2 separate regions of the Homo sapiens genome follow, and region 2 is linked to region 1. A link is a loop called in an ENCODE intact Hi-C map of the cell type or tissue named here. Cell type or tissue: PC-3. All regions are shown on one strand. Links, peaks and the distances in the headings refer to the core of each region. The heading gives the core; the rest is flanking DNA. Region 1 holds the start of TANC1 (tetratricopeptide repeat, ankyrin repeat and coiled-coil containing 1). Region 2 overlaps TANC1 (tetratricopeptide repeat, ankyrin repeat and coiled-coil containing 1).

Region 1 (9,744 bases), core at 607-8,606:
TCACTCATGGAAATGGCGGCAATTTCAGATATACTACACCTCCTTCCCAGCCAATGAGCACTGATACATCTTCTTATTGAGGTTTAAACCCCATTGCTTAATATTTTGAAAAGACATTCCTCTGAGAATAAGTTTAAAAAGCTGAAGATGGACAAGCTGCTCAGACATAAAAGAGCCTACAGCTTAACACATAATTGCATTTTAGAACCTGTTAAAGAAAATCAATACCAGCCTCCAGATGAGTGTCAAGCTGCAGTGAGTGCTGCTAACTAGGCAAGCAGGACAAAGCACAAACATTTAGAGACACAGCAAAAATGGGTCACCTGCAACCTACTACCTCTTTACCATCAACCCAACAGCATAAGGGAAGGATGTATTTAGCATGGAAAGTGCTGCAAAATCAGACTTATCCAGCCATCAGTAGGAACAGTCCAAGAATGATGACACCAAAAAAAGGAATACTCACCCAGGCTTTGCAATTAGGCTGAGAGATACCAAGATCAAAGGCAAATGATATGTTCATTTTTTATTTTTAAAAAGAGGTACAGATTTGAGAAGTGATTTCCTTAAGAATGCTGTCTGGGTTACTAGTCCGGATTATAAATCACATTACACCCTGAAGCCTACTTAATAAAAAAGAAGTTGAAAATAAACAAATGATTAGTTTGAAGCATGTGACTTTCTGAAACTCTCTTGAGGAGAAAGTTTTATTACCATTATTGGTGAACTGTTTTTAATCCCTGACATCAAAGCATAGATGTTAACCCTGGGGTTCTGAAATCAAAATAACTCATATATAACCCTAAAAATGTATTGTGAGAAATTGCCACATATTAACTTTAGTCTGTTTGGCAGGTTTGAATAAACAGAGGAGAAGAGACTAGGGAGAATCAGAAGACTCTGGTTCAAGTTCAACTCAACTATTTATAGATGATACAGGTCTAATTTAACTTTCTAGGCCTTGGTTTATTCAAATAAAGGGTTAGGGATAAAATGTGTAAATCAAGCCCTTATAAACCCCATAGCAGTGTTCTAACATTACAGCACTGGCTTCAGAATTCCTACATTTCTCAAACTTTTGGAGAGTCACAGAACTTTAGGGATGCAAGGTAATCCCATTTTAGGGATGAAAAAAATGAGAAAACCAAGACCCAGAAAGGCTTAAGAGTTCTTTGTACAGTGAACACTTTCATAACGTGGGGAGAAAGGGGGCAGGGAGAGGTTCTGGTTTTTCCACCACTGAAATATGCATTTAAGAGACAGTTGAAAACCAAACTATTTTAAACACTAAAACAAATCCTCCCCACAAATATATAAACACTCTTCTTTATTTTGCTTCTGTAAATGTATTCCTGTAACACAAACTTTATTTTATCATAAAGATAAAAATAAAGCCATTTCTTTTTCTATGAGACTCTCAACCCTACTCTCAACCCAACTGAGACAAAATCTTTACAATTAGGTTAGAAATGTCTAATGGAAACAACGACATAAAGTTAACCTCCAGCTATGCTGGCAGGAGTCATTATAATATGGATTATAGTTCCACTGGCTCAGGGATGCTGGTTTTAATGTTCCCAGAGAAATAAAGAATTAATCAGCAACTCAGAAGAGAACGTTGCCTAAAAATGGACGATTTAATCCAGACAACTCCATTGTCTCTAAAATTATGCCCTCAATCACCCAGTGTCAAAACCTACTATGGCACCAAATAAATCGTGTGTGGTTAAAGAGACAAAATGTTCTTTTTTCTACAGGCTGTTATGGGAAGCAGAAAAAGGCTGACTATGAATCAGTTATATCTTAGATCAAGGATGGATATAAATTATAATAATTTGGGCATTCTGGTGGTTAAACCAAGAAAGCAGGAAAACCATTGCTTCCAAGTTCCAGCAACACTTCAAACCAAAAGGCTTGGTGCCAAAAAGTTAAGTTTGGGGCACCACATGTGCAAGACAGGGTCATAAAAACTCACCTTAAATTTATTTGTGGACTTTTCCTGCTTCCACTAAAATCGATGACACTATTTCCCATCTCTTATTGTCAAATCACAACAGTCCGGAAGCCTGAACCAAGTTCACTTGGCAGGTAACAGGAACAACCCTAGGAGGAAGTCCTGAAGGATATCAGATACCATACTTCCTTTACTGCCACATACTTTTCATTTCAGAACCACCAGGATATATTTATGATGCTTTTTGACTAACACTCACCAAGCATTCTGGCTGACACAAACTGCAGAAACTGGCATACTCTAGGGAAGGTCCCTTGTGAGGTCTTTAAGTAGCTTAGATGAGTAAAACACTCAGACTACTTCTATAATGAAGTAGTCTCAGCCGCTCATAAACTCCTTCATTCCCAGCAATCAAGAAGCAGCTGTTAAAATCCTGGAATCTTCCTAGTAGCAGATCTGAAATACCTCCAGGCTGACCCAGGAAGCTTCACAACTGCTTTCCTCTCCTTCCCCTCCCCTGCCTCAGGAGTGCCAGCCTGGCAGGAATAAAGATGACCAAGGAAGGAAAAAAGAGGGTAGCGGATCTGGTGAAAGCAGAGACGCAGACTCCCTTCATTTCCACTACAGAGAAATACCAGCCCTCTGTGCCAACTAACCAGGTTTCTCCTTTCCTCTCCCACCCCCACCCCTCCAAACACGCATTAACTTCTGCAGTCTGGTGTGTCTGGCATTTCCAGAGCGAGCGATCTCAGCAATCTTGAGCCCTTTCCTCAAAGATTCTGAACCAGGAACTTCCTTTCCGCGCCAGCCAGAGTTTGCGGTCCAACCCACGTTAAGACTCAGCTTCCATTTACCTTGTAACCTGTACGGACGACGCTGCTTCTGGGGTCAAGTTCAAGATGAAAGTTCCCTCCTCACCTCCCAAGTTAACTCCAGCAGGGAACAACGCCACTGAGAACGGTCCCAACACTGGAGGCACGCGGATCTGGAGCTGGCAGGAGGGGGCTGGGAGAAGGCCGTTGCCGAGCCTGGCGTCCTCCGCCCCTTGGCCGCAGCGCCGCGTTTCTACCTGGCCAACGCCACATTTCCTCCCGGAGCTTTACACAATAAGTCCAGTAAGTTTTGAGAACACCGGTCCAGGGACCTTTCTGTCTGCAAACACACCACACAATGCCTAGAGCTTCCTTCCCAGCCAGGCGTTCCGGAAAGCCGCCGCGCCAAAGCCGGGAGCCCCGCACACCCACAGCGCTGCGCGCCCGCACCCCAAAGTCCTCCAGGAAGCCAGTGCCCTGATATCGTCCCCCGAAAATGACCACTCTGCATCCAAGAACAAGGGGGCTCACAATCTTGACAATTACCGCTCTTCTCAGCGCCCCACCCCTAAAGAAAAACCCCCAACGTCTAATCCTAACTCACCCCCACCCCCAATAAAGGAGTGTGGATATGCTAATCGCAGTGTTCTTGGAAGCAAAGCAATAGACTTTCAGCCCAGACTGGGGCAATACCATGCCTCCGGCTTAAGTTCTCTCGGCAACTTCGCGACCCGCGCACCCCAACACTCCGGGGGGCGCCCAGGACCCCGCGGTGCCAGGCGCGCCTCCCCCCGCCTCCCCCGCGCCAGGTACCAGGCGTAGCCCAGGCCCTTGCCAAGCCCGAGGGCTACAGAGAAGGCGGGAAAGGGGGCGAGCGGGCGCGCCGGGCGGGGGTGGTCCCAGAACTCGAGCGTGCCCCAAGCGTTCCCGGTTCCCACCACACCGGTTCCAGGGGAGGCCGGCTCGGTCCGGCGCGGGGGAACCGCGCAAGGAAGGTGCGGACTCCCCAAAGCCGCCGAGAGACCAAGGCCCGGGGCGCCCAACATGTCTGTGCCTATTCCCGGAAAGCTCCCGGGTGTGCCCGGCGGAGGAGGGGGCGCTCCAGAAACTTTCCCACACGCCTTTCCCTTCTCCCATCACCCTCTCCACCCCGGGTCCCTCTCGACCTCTCCGCACACTGGCAGCTGGCCATGCCCGGGGCGCTCGCAGGCCCGCGGCGGAGTCCGGGCTGCGGGAGTTACCTGCCGGGAAAGTTTCCAGCTCCTCAGCGCGGTTCCCCACACCCAGGGCCGGGCCTCGGGGCGAGGCCAGCTCGGCGCTCCGCGGCTGCCTCTCCTCCGGCTCCCGAGGCGGCCGCCGCTCCAGCAGCTGCCACAGCAAAGCCTCCGCTCCGGCCCGTCCCCCCGCCTTGCTCGGCCCACACCGGGGCCTCATTGGCAGCGCGAATCCCCGCCCTTGCGCGTGTTCCCGAAGGCACCTTCCTCTCGCGCGCCCGCCCCGGCCGCGCCTCCCGCGCCCCTCCCCGCCCCGGGCTGCGGCGGATCCAGGGACCGGCTGGAGCGCGGAGCGCGAACTTTCCGCGGGGCTTGGGCGCGAGGTCCCCTTGTCCCGCCTCTCGGCGCCAGGTCCGGGCCTGAAGCACCCTACCATCCCTCTGGGCACCGGGTCCCCCGGGGCTGCGCCTAGGCCCCTCTGGGACCAAAATGAGATGGGCCATAGTCTTTTTTACAGCCTCTTCAAAATCAATAAAGCGACCCGGCCTTCCCTCCTCGCTGCTTTTTTACCACAGCCGAGGAGGACATATGGGAGCAATTAACCGAGCTGGAGTTTCCGTGGACGCTTTGGGGTGGCTTGTGCGGCTTTCTTGGATTTTCTCTGCCTCACTTAACTACACACAAACACAAACACACTTTCTGGGGCCAGAATCAGCTAAATGAGCTGGAAGGTCTAAGAAGGCATCTCACCGGCTGCGTCTTTTTATTTCCCAAAAGGAATGGGGGACGTTCTGGGGCCGGTGATTTCCCGGGCGTCCCTGGGGCCGCGGGTCTGGAGCCTCCTGCGACCGCTCCGGGCTGGCCCGTGCTGTCTGCGCTACATTCACAGAGGGCCAGCGTCGTGCTTCTGTCGGAAGGAGGTGGGAGGGACGGAGGGGAGAGAACACACAAAGATGCTATTATTTTGTCGGTTGGTGGCAGTAAATTAAACTCCTGAGTTCCCAAAATGTTTTGTTATTCTCCAGCAGAGCAAAAACCAGGATAGGGACTAGGGATTCGGGTGTCCTGGGTTCTCCAAGATCCTCCCAGGAATCCCAGGCAGCCAAATTGGCCTAAGGGACTCTGCTCACTTAATACCCGAAGCTCTCTAAGACAGCCTTCGTTGATCTAGTTGACGAAGGAAGGATCAACTAGAACTGCCGCTGCCTTGTGTGGCCAGCGGGAATTGTGCACGGGTCACCCCATTGGTGTGTCTGGAGCAGAGAATAGAGAAGTTGCTGTAAACCGATTTATTGGTAACCCCTAACCTTGCTGTGGCAAACCCGCCTTAAAATACGATTGTGTTTTAAACAAGTTTCCTCATAAAAACTTCAACCTCACGCAGAGCTTCCCTATATAAAGACACCAGCAGGAGGGGTGTCCATATTTAAAGTTCTTATGAAAAGGGACAGGAAGCAAAATGCCACACAATCTCTTTTCATAAATTAAAAAGACTGAAATGGACTGGATTTTTCACCCATAGTTTCAAAGGCCTGATTACTGCTGTGTTGATATTTGAGCAGTAAACACATCAGCGGCCTTGAAGTATTCCCGAAACAAGGCAGGATAGAATATTGAAAATAAAAATACAAACTTAAACCAGAAAACTATTGACTTCTTTCTCCATCTGAAATGTTTCATTGCTGAAAAATATGGTAATGTTTTATTTAATTTATCTTGAAACGAAATCTTTCAACAGACAAAAAAGCCAGACAGCAACCTTAATGATAAAAGAATGATGCAAACAAAAGACAAAAACTCCAAGCAGTCTAACTAATCTGAAATATTAAAATATAAGAGAAACAATCCTAAGAAAATAGACTGGTAAGATTTCCTGCTCCAGACTTCTTTATAATGGGAGAAAGGTATAATGGATGAAATTTATCATTTGTACCACATTTTTCTGGTTTTGGCTCTTCTCAGCTGTATTTCCAAATTTTTGATGAAATTGCTTAGTTAAATAGGGCTTTGAAGGCAGTGCAATTTTTTTCCCTCTACTCTCAAAGCTCCTTAAGTAGCAAGTAGAAAATCACATAAATATGTTCATTACTGACATCATCTTTAAATTATTTTTAGTTGAAAAAGTTTTGTCTTTATAGTTTCAGAAGTCACAGTCACTAAAGAAGTAACTTCATCACTGCCTAGTTAGGAGTATTTAACATTCTAAACAGGCATACAGCTAGCAATCTGAAATGTGCACACAGAAAGGCCCTGTCTCCCCTTCTTCCTGTAGTGTTTATATAATCCAAACTACATATGTTATTATGCACAATCTGATCTCCAGCTTTAAACAGCTGACATTACATACACTATGTTGTACTAAGAACATCAAAGAAGCTCTCTTAAGCTGTGGGTGAAAATAGTACATTTATAAAAGACAAGGCCAAAAAGAGTAAAAAAAAAAAAATGAAAATTCATGGGTGAGGCAAACAGGGGGCTTCCATTAAGATCCGTTTTGTAAGAAAAAAATGTGAACATTTTCTAAATATCTTAATAAGTGAAGTATTAGCTGAGCACATATTAAAAAATGAATTTTAATTTTTTTAAAATCTGCTTTTCCCTTAAAAAATAAAAGCGTTTTTAGTTAGTTGTTAGTTAATGGTTTGTTTGAATTTTTAGGAAAAGGAAAGCAAGAATCATCTCTTGCTTTTCTGAGGATATCTCTGCTTATCCCATCTACTTTAAGAAGCTCATTCATTACATTTCTGTTGATACCAGTTAGGACAAAAAAAGAGAAATATAGATCACGTGAATAGTCTATGCTGCACACATTCCCTAAACAGACATACAAAATACTGGATTCCATTTTTAAATTTTCTGTCAGTTTGCCAGCAATGTAGCTTTTCTCAGCAGAGTGAAAGAAAACAGCAAATAATAAACTGGTCATTTTACTATACAATTTACTGCCCAGGGGAATAGGCTGAGGAAAGCGTGAGAAAAGAATGTGCCTTGTGAGTGTTAGAATGCTTTTTTTTCCTGCTTGGATTCGTAAGTACTTCTATTTTAAATCAAGTCTAAGTTGGGATCATGGCCAGTGTTTATTATGGTATGTGTAGTATAGAATACATAGTGAGAAGTAAAATGTTTAAAACACTGTAGTTAATTACATCCAAAAACTGTAACAGGGCTAAAAAAAATTTTAAGTCAATTTTTAAGGCAAAATTTAAGGAAATCTAGACTCAAAATAATTCAGCACACAAACACTTCTTCTTTGGGGCATCTTTTAATGTTTACAAAATCCATTCTCCTTTGGTCCACTCATTCTTCCTCTCCCTTTTAACATTTTGGGGAAGAAAATAATTTTTATTAAAGACATTGAAAATAATAAAATAAATTGGGTGTAGTTAGAAATCAGGTGGGAAAAGCAATGAAATTACATACCCCTACACCACAGTCCCAGCGTGTGTAACGATCCATGGCCATACACGGATGCCAACACCATGGTCAGCTGCAAGCTAATGGCAGACATTCATCCAGGAATATAGAAAGCCGTAGCTGTGCACAGTTAGCCAGACAGTTAAAGTTAAGGAGTCATGGGACATATAAACCCCTCCACAGGTCTAACACATGGCCTGCCAACATTATAGAAACTCATCCAATATGGGTGAGGCAGTGAATTGTTTAAACCGATATGTAATCCACTGAGAGAAGAAACAGAGAGATAGAGTCAGAGGTTCATATTTCCTTATAAGAATATGAGAATAAATAAAGTCCTGGGAGAACCTGCTTTAAGACGGCATGCCATCTGAGTAGTATTTTAAATATAAATTTAGATTTAGAAATCTACATTTATAAATTTAGATTCAGATTTTAAATATAGACTTTCATTAATCTTCTGATAGTGAAATACCCTATAGGGGGAAACAGGAAATTCCCTTGTTCAGGAAAGGTAGGTAAGGCAATCAGATAGTAACCCCTCTGAGAAATGTCATTGAGTCTGGCTAAGACAGTTTAAAAAGAAATGTGTTCTTAACTTTGAGTATAACAGATGCATTTTAATGTTCTCCACCTTCCCTCTTTTCAGCAAGTTGTGCTAGAAAAGGCACTGGAAATGGAGTCATAATATCTAAATGCCAATTCTGACTGGTACTTACTGTTTGTGGTGACTGGCAATTCGTTTAGCCTTTTTGAGCCCCAGGTTCCTAATCTATGAAAAAAGGAGAATGGTATAGGATCCCAGCCTCACAGATGTGTTGGGAAGATTAAATTTTAAAAAGGTTGAAAACAATTAATTAGAAAATGCTCTACCAAAGTTAGTTTTTATTTAGTAGACAGTTAGATGTTTTCCTCTCCCTGTTACCTGGGGCCACTTTGGCTTGAATAACAACCTAAAGGTTTGATCAGAGCAGTCCAGAATGCCTATATTTGTGCTCTTAAGGAAGAGTGACTTAAAGATGATTTAGTAGTAGGTAATAACTCCAATTAAGCTCTCAGAGACTTATCCGAGGGTAAATTGGCAGGTCTTGTCGCAGTCAGGAGTCATTTACAGAGATATATTTTCTCCTGTGTTACTGTAGAGGAAAAAGTGTAGTGTATGTCTAACACAGGCACAACTCTATGCAAATCAACATGTGAAAATTCTTACATAATATATTAATGTAAAGGAAATATTTTCTTTAAAAAAATTCTCGCTGAGATTCTTTGCAACTGCCAGTACAATCTTATTTATATTATTAATTAGTGACAATCTTTTCAATTCTGTGAAATAACACTGATAAATACCAATGGGATTACGAACTTGAACCCCTGAAATACTTTCGTAAGACCAAGCACTAATCAAAACTACTTTGTAGTTGCATATTTATTTGAAGAAATGCAAATCAGAAAATAGCACCTACTAAAAGATTTGGTTTAAAGGGGATGAGATGTGGGAGATGGGGGGACAAAAATATGGAAAACCTAGCCAAAATAGCAATTTTGGTTTTGTTTAAAAATCAGTTTGCTGTTTGTCTCTGGATGATCAGACAACTTAATCCAGAAAGAGATGAGGAATGTTGATATTGTGGATGATGAAGAAAATCAACTTGATAAAATTGAAGAGGTTTGTCCACTAAAGGGCCACATATAAGAGACAGCAGTAACTTCCAAGCCTAAGGGTGCATAAAACAAGATTCGTGCATTTAGAAGTTTTTAATACAACAATTAGAAGTCCTATCTGTCTAACTATTAAAGATCTGAACATTTTTGATTTGGAGCAGAAACTGATTAAATATAAACTTTTGCTCCTCTATCTTTCTTGTGTGTGTCATGTCTAAATGTCTCAATGGTTTTAGCAGCAGTCGTGTCTGCCTAAGAGAAAATAGGGCACTATGTAATTATCAGGAGAAATTAAACTACTGGGCTTCATTAGAGAAGTCACCCCTTACCTAGAGCGTTTGCTCTAAAAACCAGCTACTTAGTAAAGATTGATTTGACTACTTAGTGAGCTGTAGCTAAAGCCCTGTTACCTTTCAGTGATTTCAAAGCTCTTCTTAAACCTCCTTTTGATTTCACAGCTAATCTATTGCTTCTCACTCTTCAAGGTTTTCAGTGCCTTTGAAAAGACCACCTGAAGGGAAAGAGATTACTGATACGATTACAATAGAAACAGGTTAAAACAAGATGTCAGGAACCCAAAATAAGACAGCAGTCGCTGGGGGTTAAAATTAGATGCTGTCTTCTTTGACTGTCTTTTTTCTTTTTTTCTTTTTTTTCTTGGGCTCAGGAATAAATCCATTCATCTTTT
Region 2 (9,744 bases), core at 833-8,832, 150 kb before region 1:
CAAGAACAGGGAACAGAGATGCAGAACGCAATTGTCTCTAGAGAAATACCTGTAAGCACTGTTGCTCTTAATAGGATTTATGAGTTTAATCAGATTAGGTCCAAAGATTAGCTATGGATCATAGTTTCAACCTGACTAGGTTGCACTGAGACCATTAAAAGGGCCAGCTTGGACAATGAGCTACCACTGCACACCTTTTAGGATGGCTAAAACTTAAAAAACAAAATATAAAAACTGCTGGTGAAGATGCAAAGTAACTGAAACCCTCATACTGTTGGTGAAAATGCAAAATGGTAGAACCACTTTGGAAAACAGTATTACTCTGCAAAAAAAAAAAAAGAAGAAAAAAGAAAAAGAATTGATACCCACTACAACATGAATGAATCAACTGCATTAGGCTAAGCGAAAGAAGCCAGACTCAAAAGGTTATACACAATTCTAAACACGACATCTGAAAAGGCAAAACTATAGGTTTGGAGGACAGTTCAGGGGTTGTCAGGAGTTGGGTGTTGACTACAAAGGAGCAGCATGAGGGAATATTTTGGGGTGAAAGAACTGGTATCTTTGTGGTAGTTACACAACTGTGCATTTGACAGTCACAGATCTGTACAATGAGAAAAAAAAGTTCATTTTTGCTCTATGTTAATTTTAAAAAAACACATTAAATTTTTTTTTTAGTTAGAAAAGAGGGTCTGGCCACTTCAATGATAATAGTGATACCCAGTTATAGGAAGTCCCCAAGTCTCAAATCCTGGGTAAACATCTCTGACCCATGTATAGAGAGCAACAGCTAAAGGCCAGCCCCAGCATCTATCATCTCCTTCCACCTCTGTAAGAAAGCCCTAATTTTTCACTATTTTAAAAAATAGGCCAGGAACAGTGGCTCACACCTGTAATTCCAGCATTTTGGAAGACCAAGGCGGGCAGATGGCTTGAGCCCAGGAGTTCCAGACCAGCCTGGGTAATATGGTGAAACCCTGTCTCTACAGAAAATACAAAAATTAGGTGGGTGTGGTGGCGTGTGCCTGTAGTCCCATGTACTTGGGAGGCTGAGGTGGGAGGATTACTTCAACCTGGGAGGTTAAGGCTGCAGTGAGCCGTGATCCTGCCACTGCACTCCAGCCTGGGCAACAGAACGAGAGCATCTCTCAAAAATAAATAAATAAAAAGTTTCAAACACTTGGAAAGGGACAAAAGAGATAACAGGGTGTACCTTCAGTGGGCCTGGATGTTGCTTATGTAAAGCAGACCCTCCGACAGTATCTTTCCATAGCTGTGTACACTCTTGACTTTCTATTGACTAGTTTACAGGTCTGTAAATTGCAGAAAACTTGGCAGTGCAAATGATTCCTGTCCCTAGCAATGTTTGTCCATACCAATTCTCTGGCAGACAATATAAATCTCTATAACCCAAATTCCTAAACCATTAACATCTTTTTGGATTCCCTAATTAATGAATTATGCTATTGCCTTTCTCGTAACTGCTGGGCGTAGTGGCTCACAATCCTAGCACTTTGGGAGGCCAAGGCAGGTGGATCACCAGAGGTCAGGAGTTTGAGACATGGCCAACATGGCGAAACCCCGTCTCCACTAAAAATACAAAAATTAGCCAGGCATCGTGGTGGGCACCTGTAACCCCAGCTACTCAGGAGGTTGAGGCAGAAGAATCACTTGAACCCAGGAGGCAGAGGTTGCAGTAAGCGAAGATTGCACCATTGCACTCCAGCCTGGGCGATAAGGGTGGGAGTCCGTCTCAAACAACAACAATAGCGGAGAAAATTATGCTTTAGCACCCTAGTGCAATTAAGTGCATAAATAATTGCATTTCCCAGCCTCCTTGGCAGCTAGGTCCACAGAGCCAATGAGAGGTGAGCCAGCATCAGGTAGGATTTCAAGGAAGACTGTTTACAAAGATGAGCCAGCTGGGAGAAACCCCATTTTGCTCTTCTCTTTCCTTCTTCTGGCAGGACATGTGGACATGCTAGCTAGTACTCCAGCAAACATGTTATTAGACCATCAGGTTACCTTGTGTTAGGAAGGTGTGGTAAACTGATAATGGTTCCCAAAGACATACTCCCTGGAACCTATGGTATTTGCTACTTGATTTGGAAAAATCATCTGTGTAGATGTGACTAAGTTAAGGATCCTGAGATGAGGGGCTTATCTAGGTGGGCCTCAACTGCCGTAAGTAAAAGAGAAAGGAGAGGCCAGACACGGTGGCTCATGCCTGTAATCTCAGCACTTTGGGAGGCAGAGGCAGGAGGATCGCTTAAGTTCAGGAGTTCAAGACCAGCTTAGGCAACACAGTGAAACCCCATCTCTACAAAAAAATACAAAAATTAGTTGTGGTGTGTGCCTGTAGTCCCAGCTACTTGGGAGGCTGAGGTGGGAGGATCACTTGAGCTTGGGAGGTTGAGGCTGCAGTGAGTGATGATCCATTGTGCCACCACACCCTATCCTGAAATACATAATTTTTAGCTTTAAGTGAAATTCATTCTAAAAATAATTAAAATTTTTTTAAACACAAGATTGACACATTGAATTTTAAGTCTTGTGAGAAGCCATATTTAAAATTTTTAACCATAATGCACTGAATAGCAATGCAAAATTCATATCATTTGTACATAAAATGCTTCTCTCAACATCAAAAGGCTCAAAATAGTCCCTCCACCATGTAAAGTCAATCTCTCCCTTTCAGAATACTCAATGGAAGTTCAAGATTCTAAAAAAAAATTAAAAAAAAATAAACAAACTACTCCCTCAAGTCCAAGTCCACCATTGTCTACTCCCTATCCCACAGTGCCCACCCTGCTGGTAAGGACTGCCATCTCATTTCTGTTACCCTCTGAATTCTAGAACCTTCCACATGCTATCACAGTCATCCTTTCCCCACAGCACATACACTATTGTCACCTACGTCCTTGTCCATGTCCCCCAGCAGACTCAACTCCTGGGTGTCTCTGGCATCTCTGGCATCTGTACAAAGATGCTATCTCTGAAGTCAGGAGTAGCCCACAGTCCTGTTGCACATGGTCAGAAGGCTGGCATGTCAGACCACATGCAAGGGGCCTCTAACAATCCCACAACAGGCTGCACCTGAGACTGAAAGAAAAGGCAGTATGAAGGCTGGGCTTGCGAGCAAGAGGCACTGTCCTCCTCTGACCTCATTGTTGATGAGCTCACACTGGCAAGCACATGCTTTCCATTATCTGAAACACCTCTTCCCTCTTGCAAACATCAAGCGCAGCAGCAAAGCCATATTTGGGGGCTCAGCCATTATCTGTTTAGAGTCTAAAAAGGACAAATTGCACTCACAGATTGCATAGGTAACCTGTGACATCAGTGAGAGGGGCCAGATAAGCCACGACCGCAGCTCACCTCCTAAGAGTGCCTGCTGCCGTCCCCTGCAGCAACCCAGGCCATCGTGACCTCTCAGCTACCGCATCTGACTTCCTATCAGTGTTCAGCATTCAGGACAAAACAGAGAACAGGGTTTCCACATTAAACATGCTACAGCTCAGGTTGATGTCGAATTTTTATTGGTTAAAGCAACTACAGTCATTGCTTACCTTACTCTAAAACAGGTGATCAAGATTTTACATTACAGTTAGAATTCCTGAATATACAATGATTTATTACAACAGAGTGGCTGCTTCTTGATTTTTTTTAAAACCAACTGAAACTGATCTCCATCTTAGCACCTGCTAACAGTCAATCAGGTCAACCACAGGTCATATGAAACCATCTTCCCAACTCCCCCACCTCCACTGGTTCTGAAGAGTGGGTGTAAACAATGGGTTAAACAATCCAGGATGCAGACAGCTGTTAATCATAACTGGCTCCACATTCCCACACATTACAGTGGACTTCAGTAGACTCCCTGGCTACTTCCTACATAGGCTCAAACCTCTTACGCATGTGTACAAAAACATCTGAAGACATTTGGGGGCAAAGAAGAATGAATATTAAAATAACTGCCCAATCTGCCTATACCAAAGAAAAATATGACAGAGGCTTGGGGTTATAACCTATTCTACTTTTACGCCTCAGCTATTGAACAATTTTGAACAATCAGAGACAAAAAGGCTTACCAGAAAATACATGATTAACAGTATGTCAAACAAAGTAACTACAGAGATTTTTTACTTTAAGATGTCTGCTGTTTGTGTACCCAGTCATGTACAAAGGCAAAGTTAGGAGGTAGCTTCTCTTTTTCTTTAAGAGTTTAAAGTGTTTCTTCTTTTCTAAAGTACTTTAGCTACTCGAACAGCATGCAGACAGGGTAAGAATCACAGAACCTGGCCGAATACACAGCTCATTCAGCATCAACCACAAGGTGGCGCTGCTTCAATGCTGATTCAGATGCACAGCCCTGCTAGAGACGTTTCTCCACCATCAAGGCTACATTTGCTTGTGTCCTTTCCAGGCCGGCCAAAAATGCTTTCTCCTTAAGGTTTCAGGTAACACACATATGGCTAACAGTCTATATTGAGAAAGTAAACCACTGAGGCACAGCAACTCCCTACCCCCATCTTAGGACAGACTCTGACTGCACCTGAGAGGACTTATCTCAGCCTCCCTTAGTTAACAAGGCAACAAAGTGGGGCAGAAAGGCTTGCATACTCCTGAATCACACCCAAGTACAACACTGGGAGTTCATCTTCCCGGGAATCCATACTGATGAAAATAAATGGGAAACAAGACAAATCTCCTATGCAGAAAAATTCCAAACAATTTACATAGATCCTCCACTCTCATGGTGGTGGTGTACACCACCATACCCCTAAGTGTGGGCTGCACACAGCGACTTCCTGCCTTCTGGAGAGTACAGCACACTCCACATACAGCATCTATGCATGCATACAAATGCGTTCATGTTAATATATGGAAGGGGGAGGGAAGGAAACGAATAACTTCACCTTGGAGCAACCTGGCACCCACTACGTTGGCCAGGTGATCGAAGTCAAGACAGTGATAAGCCAGGTAGCTACTGTGTACATCAAAAGATGGGAGCAGAAGGCACTTCACTTCTGTGGTTTCTGCCCCAAAACCTGTAACTCCAGTCTAATCATGAGAAAAACACCAGTAGAGAAAAACACCAGTAGAGAAAAACTCCAGTACAGAAAAATTCCAGTAGAGAAAAACTCCAGTAGAGAAAAACTCCAGTACAGAAAAACTCCAGTACAGAAAAACTCCAGTAGAGGGGCAACCTGCAAAACACCAGCCCAGCACTCCCCAAAACTGCCAAGGTCATCAAAACAAGGAAAGTCTGAGCAACCACCACAGCCAAGAAGAGTCTAAGACCTGACAACTAAATGCAATATGGTGTCCTCTCGGATACTGGAATAGAAAAAGGACATTGGGAATAAGCTTTAAAAAAAAAAAAAAAAAAAAAAAAAAAAAAGGAATAGGCCGGGCACGGTGGCTCACGCCTGTAATCCCAGCACTTTGGGAGGCCGAGGCAGGCGGGTCACGAGGTCAGGAGATTGAGACCATCCTGGCCAACACGGTGAAACCCCGTCTCTATTAAAAAATACAAAAAATTAGCCGGGCGTGGTGGCGGGCACCTGTAGTCACAGCTACTCGGGAGGCTGAGGCAGGAGAATGGCGTGAACCCAGGAGGCGGAGCTTGCAGTGAGCCGAGATTGCACCACTGCACTCCAGCCTGGGCAACAGAGCAAGACCCCATCTCAAAAAAAAAAGGAATAAAGTACAGACTTTAGTAGGTATCAATATCAGTTCATTAACTCTGACAAGTGTGTCATACTAATGTCCTATGTTAATAAGAGGAGACTTGGTATGGAGTGCACGGGAACTCTGCATTCTTTGCAACTTCTCTATAAATCTAACGCTATTCTGAATTTAAATTTTATTAAAAATAGAAGTTCACCCAAGCTTTAATGGTAACTAAGAGGTCTCGTCACATACAGGAGAGTCCTTTTACTTTCTATGTTGTATTTAGGTTGTGTTCCTGACAGTCCTTTCACCCTCAGCATAGAGGAGGGTAAAGCAGCAAACACTGCTTCACTGAAGGTCATGTGAAGGATATGGTGGAAAGGCAGAGTGTGAGGGCTCCTGTGCCATCTGCACCTTTCGAGAGTGATCGAAGGCCACTATTCCGGGTGGCAATGAAGTAAAGTGAAAATGACCCAGGCTTTGGAATTAGACTGAAGTTCAAATCCCAACTGGTTATCAACGAGCAGTCTAACCTTCAGCAAAGTTATAACTAAGCTCTTGGGGCGCTCCATCAACTCACTGTAAGTGGGGTTCATACCTAAGCTGCAGGCTTGAAAATGTTCATGCAGTGTCTAGCACATGGTTGAATAAATGCTAAGTTTCCATTTCTCCTTTCCTTTCCTGAGACAAAAGTTAACATTGGCCAACTACAGCCCAGGGGCCAAATTGGACCACTGAGTGTTTTTATACATAAAATATCACTGGAACACAGCCATGACCACTCATTTACGTATTGTCTAAGGCTGCTCTGTACTACGATGGCAGAGTTACATAGTCGCAACAGGGACTGTGTGGCCCTCAAAGCCTGAGATATTTACTATCTGGCCCTTGACAGAAAAAGTTTGCCTATTCTGCTCAAAGGTCATCAATTGCCATATTTCCAAAAGCTAACAGGTCCTTTGTTTTTTTTTTTTTGTTGTTGTTGTTGTTGTTGTTGTTTTTTGAGACTGAGTCTTGCTCTGTCACCCAGGCTGTAATACAGTGGTACAATCTCGGCTAACTGCAACATCTGCCTCCTGGGTTCAAGCGATTCTCCTGCTTCAGCCTCCTGAGTAGCTGGGATTACAGGCATCTGCCACCACACCCAGCTAATTTTTTTGTATTTTTAGTAGAGACGGGGTTTCACCATGTTGGTCAGGCTGTTCTCAAACTCCTGACCTGATGATCTGTCTGCCTCGGCCTCCCAAAGTGCTGGGATTACAAGTGTGAGCCACCGCGCCCAGCCACTAACAGGTACTTTTCATTCCTTATCATACTTGACCTTCACAGCCTCTGCGTCAGATGCCCTGTTTCAAAATCCTCTTTTCTCTCTTGAGGCCAGCAACCTTAGCTCAGACTCTGCACTCAACTCCTTGGTGCTCTTCACAAGCATGGCTTCGTGGAGCACTCAAAGTTCAAGATAGGCAAAGTCAAACCACTCCACACTGTAGTTAATTACACCAGCACCTACACCTGTGGTAGGGCAGAAACAGCATTACTTGGAATCCCAGGACCAACGAGGGCTGAAATTCTACCTTTCAGAACCTTAGAATTCCTACCCAAAACACAGGAATAATGCCCACCTTGGAAATACTATGAAAATTAAACTGGGGAGAAAAACAAAGTCATGAGGCACAACAGAATATTTTGAATCTTGACCTATCAAGAAAACCAAGCTAGAGCTCGGCAAGCTTCCCAATGGCATGCAAAAAATGAGTTAAGGGTATGCCAGGATATGGATTCTCTCAGCTCTCCGGACCGTTGGGCAGAGTCTGGGGCAGTGCCCGAGGGACAGTTCATTGATTCCATTTGCTGTACAAAAATCTCCTATATGTGCCATGAGATTAAAAGGACTAGGAAGCCCCTGCCTTGAGTACTTTCCTTCTGCACTTTCTTCCTTCCCTAATTCTCATGTACAAACAGGTCACCACAACCTAAAGATTCTTTTTCCTAAAACTTTTTCAAATCAACCTCCACCACACTGCACATTCCCCTGCAGAGTTAAGCCACTATACTGCATTTGACTCAAGGAGTCCCAGTCTCAACCCCAAGGAGGCCTGTGTGAAACAGTTACCGTCCTAGAAACCAAATCTATTTATTTCATCCCTCTTCTGCTTAACTCTGTCATAGGACATCACTGCCAAAATAAAACACCTGGCTCCTCCAATGACACACACACACACGGACACACATACACACACACACACACACACACACACCCTTACCAGCTTCCGAAAGGAGAGTCTCGCTCTTCTCCGTGAGGTCACAACACTTTGTAGACACCTCAATGTCTTCACTGTTGTCATCTCTTGCCAAACTGGGAGGTCCCCAGAGCTTAGAGCCAAGTATTTATTTACCTTTATATCCACCACATCTCTAGTCCAGAGCCCAACACATGGCTGGTGCTCAATAAACTGGTATAAAACAAATGTTTATGGAAGCTCATGAAATCACTGCGTGAAAGACTGAATAACTCAGAGTGCCTCTGAGGCCATTTGCAAAAATAAAGATCACCACCAAAAGTCATCATATCCACCCATACAATGTCCTCTTACAATGAAAGGGATCCTGGAACAGGCTCTCACCAAAACAAGTCCAGGAGAACTGGGGGAGTAAGAGCTCTTGAGATGACCACAGAATAAAATGAACTTTATTTTAAAGCCCAAAGGGCACACAAACTAATAATTTCCAGGTTGAAAGGAAGAAACAGGAAAAGTATACCATAAAAATAATAAAAGAGTGTCAAAATGCAAATAAAAATGGGATTCTCTTAAGCAGTCTGATATATGTTTCTTGCTCATTTCGGGGAAACATGTTGAACTCAACAGGTTTATTTTTTCCTTTCTGGGTATCACACACTACTCTACTAGCAACACTGTCAGTAAGTCAAGATTTCAGGCTACAGTTAAGATGTTTCCCCCCACCTTAAAAGCACCTGCTTGCCTGTTAAAATACCACAAACTATAAGAAAAAATTAACTGTACAGTAAAACCTAAAACCAAGTAAATATTAGTAAATATTACATCCTCAGAAACTAATGGATAGCTCCTTGACCTGGCCACTGATATCATTTCTTCCTGACAATCTTATGGGACTCAGGTGGCCCCTGCAAGGCATCTCTTTACAGCCAGGCCACATCTGTCCTCCCCTCAGGAGGACAGTTGGGTGCTTGGTTGGCTCCCTACCTTCAGTCCCCATAATCTTTGGTATCAGCTCGTTGTCTTGTGAACTGCTTTTCACACTCCTCTAAAACTTGGTTCCTTGTGCTCTCACTGATCTTTATCACTTTTAATAAAAGCTACAATAGGACTAAGAATAAATAAGCATAAAGCATTTGGCTGGAAGCAACACACACTTCAGGAAATGAAAACCAATTAAGTATCTGGCAAGACCCTTCCCACAGAAGCTGTAGATGGGTCAGCTCATCCACAGAGCCGTGCCCACAATTCAAAAACTCAGATCCCAATGATGAATAATTTGGTTTTCATGGTTTCAACAATATTTGCTAACCCAAGTCCAAATGTCAGCAATTAGATTTTTTTGTTCAAAAAATTTTTAAGAGACTGGAGTCTCACTATGCTGCCCAGGCTTATCACAAACTCCTTGGCTCAAGTTATACTCCAGCCTCTGCTTCCCCAGTAATCGGGATTACAAGTGCACTGCTGTGCCTGGCAAGCAATTAGATTTCAAGAGTCCTCCACTGAAGGAGTGGTGCCTTCTCTATTCTCCAGGTGAGAGAAACAGACTAAAGGCAAAAGAGGATGATACAGGAGAGAGGACAATAAAAGGCAGAAGGGGCGATTTACCCCAATCTCAGATGTCAGGACCAGTTTGATGGAACATGGCAAGGGCAGCATTCTTCCAACATATTCTAGGAGCCAGGCACTTTACATTCCTTCCAATCCTCTCAAAGACCCATATGGTAGGTAGGTTATTCTCCTTTCTCAATGAGGAAACCAACTATTAGAGACATTAATTTAGTACTCTTCTAAGGAAACAGAGCCACTAAGAACAAGGACTTGGGATTGA

Evidence for each region. Hi-C counts contacts between places; a loop is a spot of excess contacts. Peaks named below come from ENCODE experiments on the same cell type or tissue, not always from the same donor. Only the 100,000 strongest peaks of a DNase experiment are listed, where the experiment ranks them.
Region 2: a loop joins it to region 1, with 7 times the contacts of the local background. A loop is called at or near these places in 54 of 110 quality-filtered maps.

The regions. Positions count from the first base shown.
Region 1 is chr2:158,963,046-158,972,789 of GRCh38, reverse strand. It overlaps TANC1 (tetratricopeptide repeat, ankyrin repeat and coiled-coil containing 1), which reads right to left and starts at 4,150. Exons shown (of 27, transcript NM_033394.3): 1 at 4,008-4,150. RefSeq lists silencers at 4,115-4,194, 4,255-4,364 and an enhancer at 9,218-9,744. In PC-3, for the core only: no CTCF peak of the experiment used is centred there; DNase peaks (open chromatin) are centred at 4,209 and 4,969; H3K4me3 peaks cover 4,901 bases; H3K27ac peaks cover 3,656 bases.
Region 2 is chr2:159,113,362-159,123,105 of GRCh38, reverse strand. All of the region lies in intron 4 of TANC1 (tetratricopeptide repeat, ankyrin repeat and coiled-coil containing 1), which reads right to left. Among named protein-coding and RNA genes, the nearest start is that of MIR6888, 69 kb to the left of the region's middle. RefSeq lists an enhancer at 4,195-4,489. In PC-3, for the core only: CTCF peaks have their summits at 4,134 and 4,334 (motif pointing right); a DNase peak (open chromatin) is centred at 4,355; H3K27ac peaks cover 774 bases.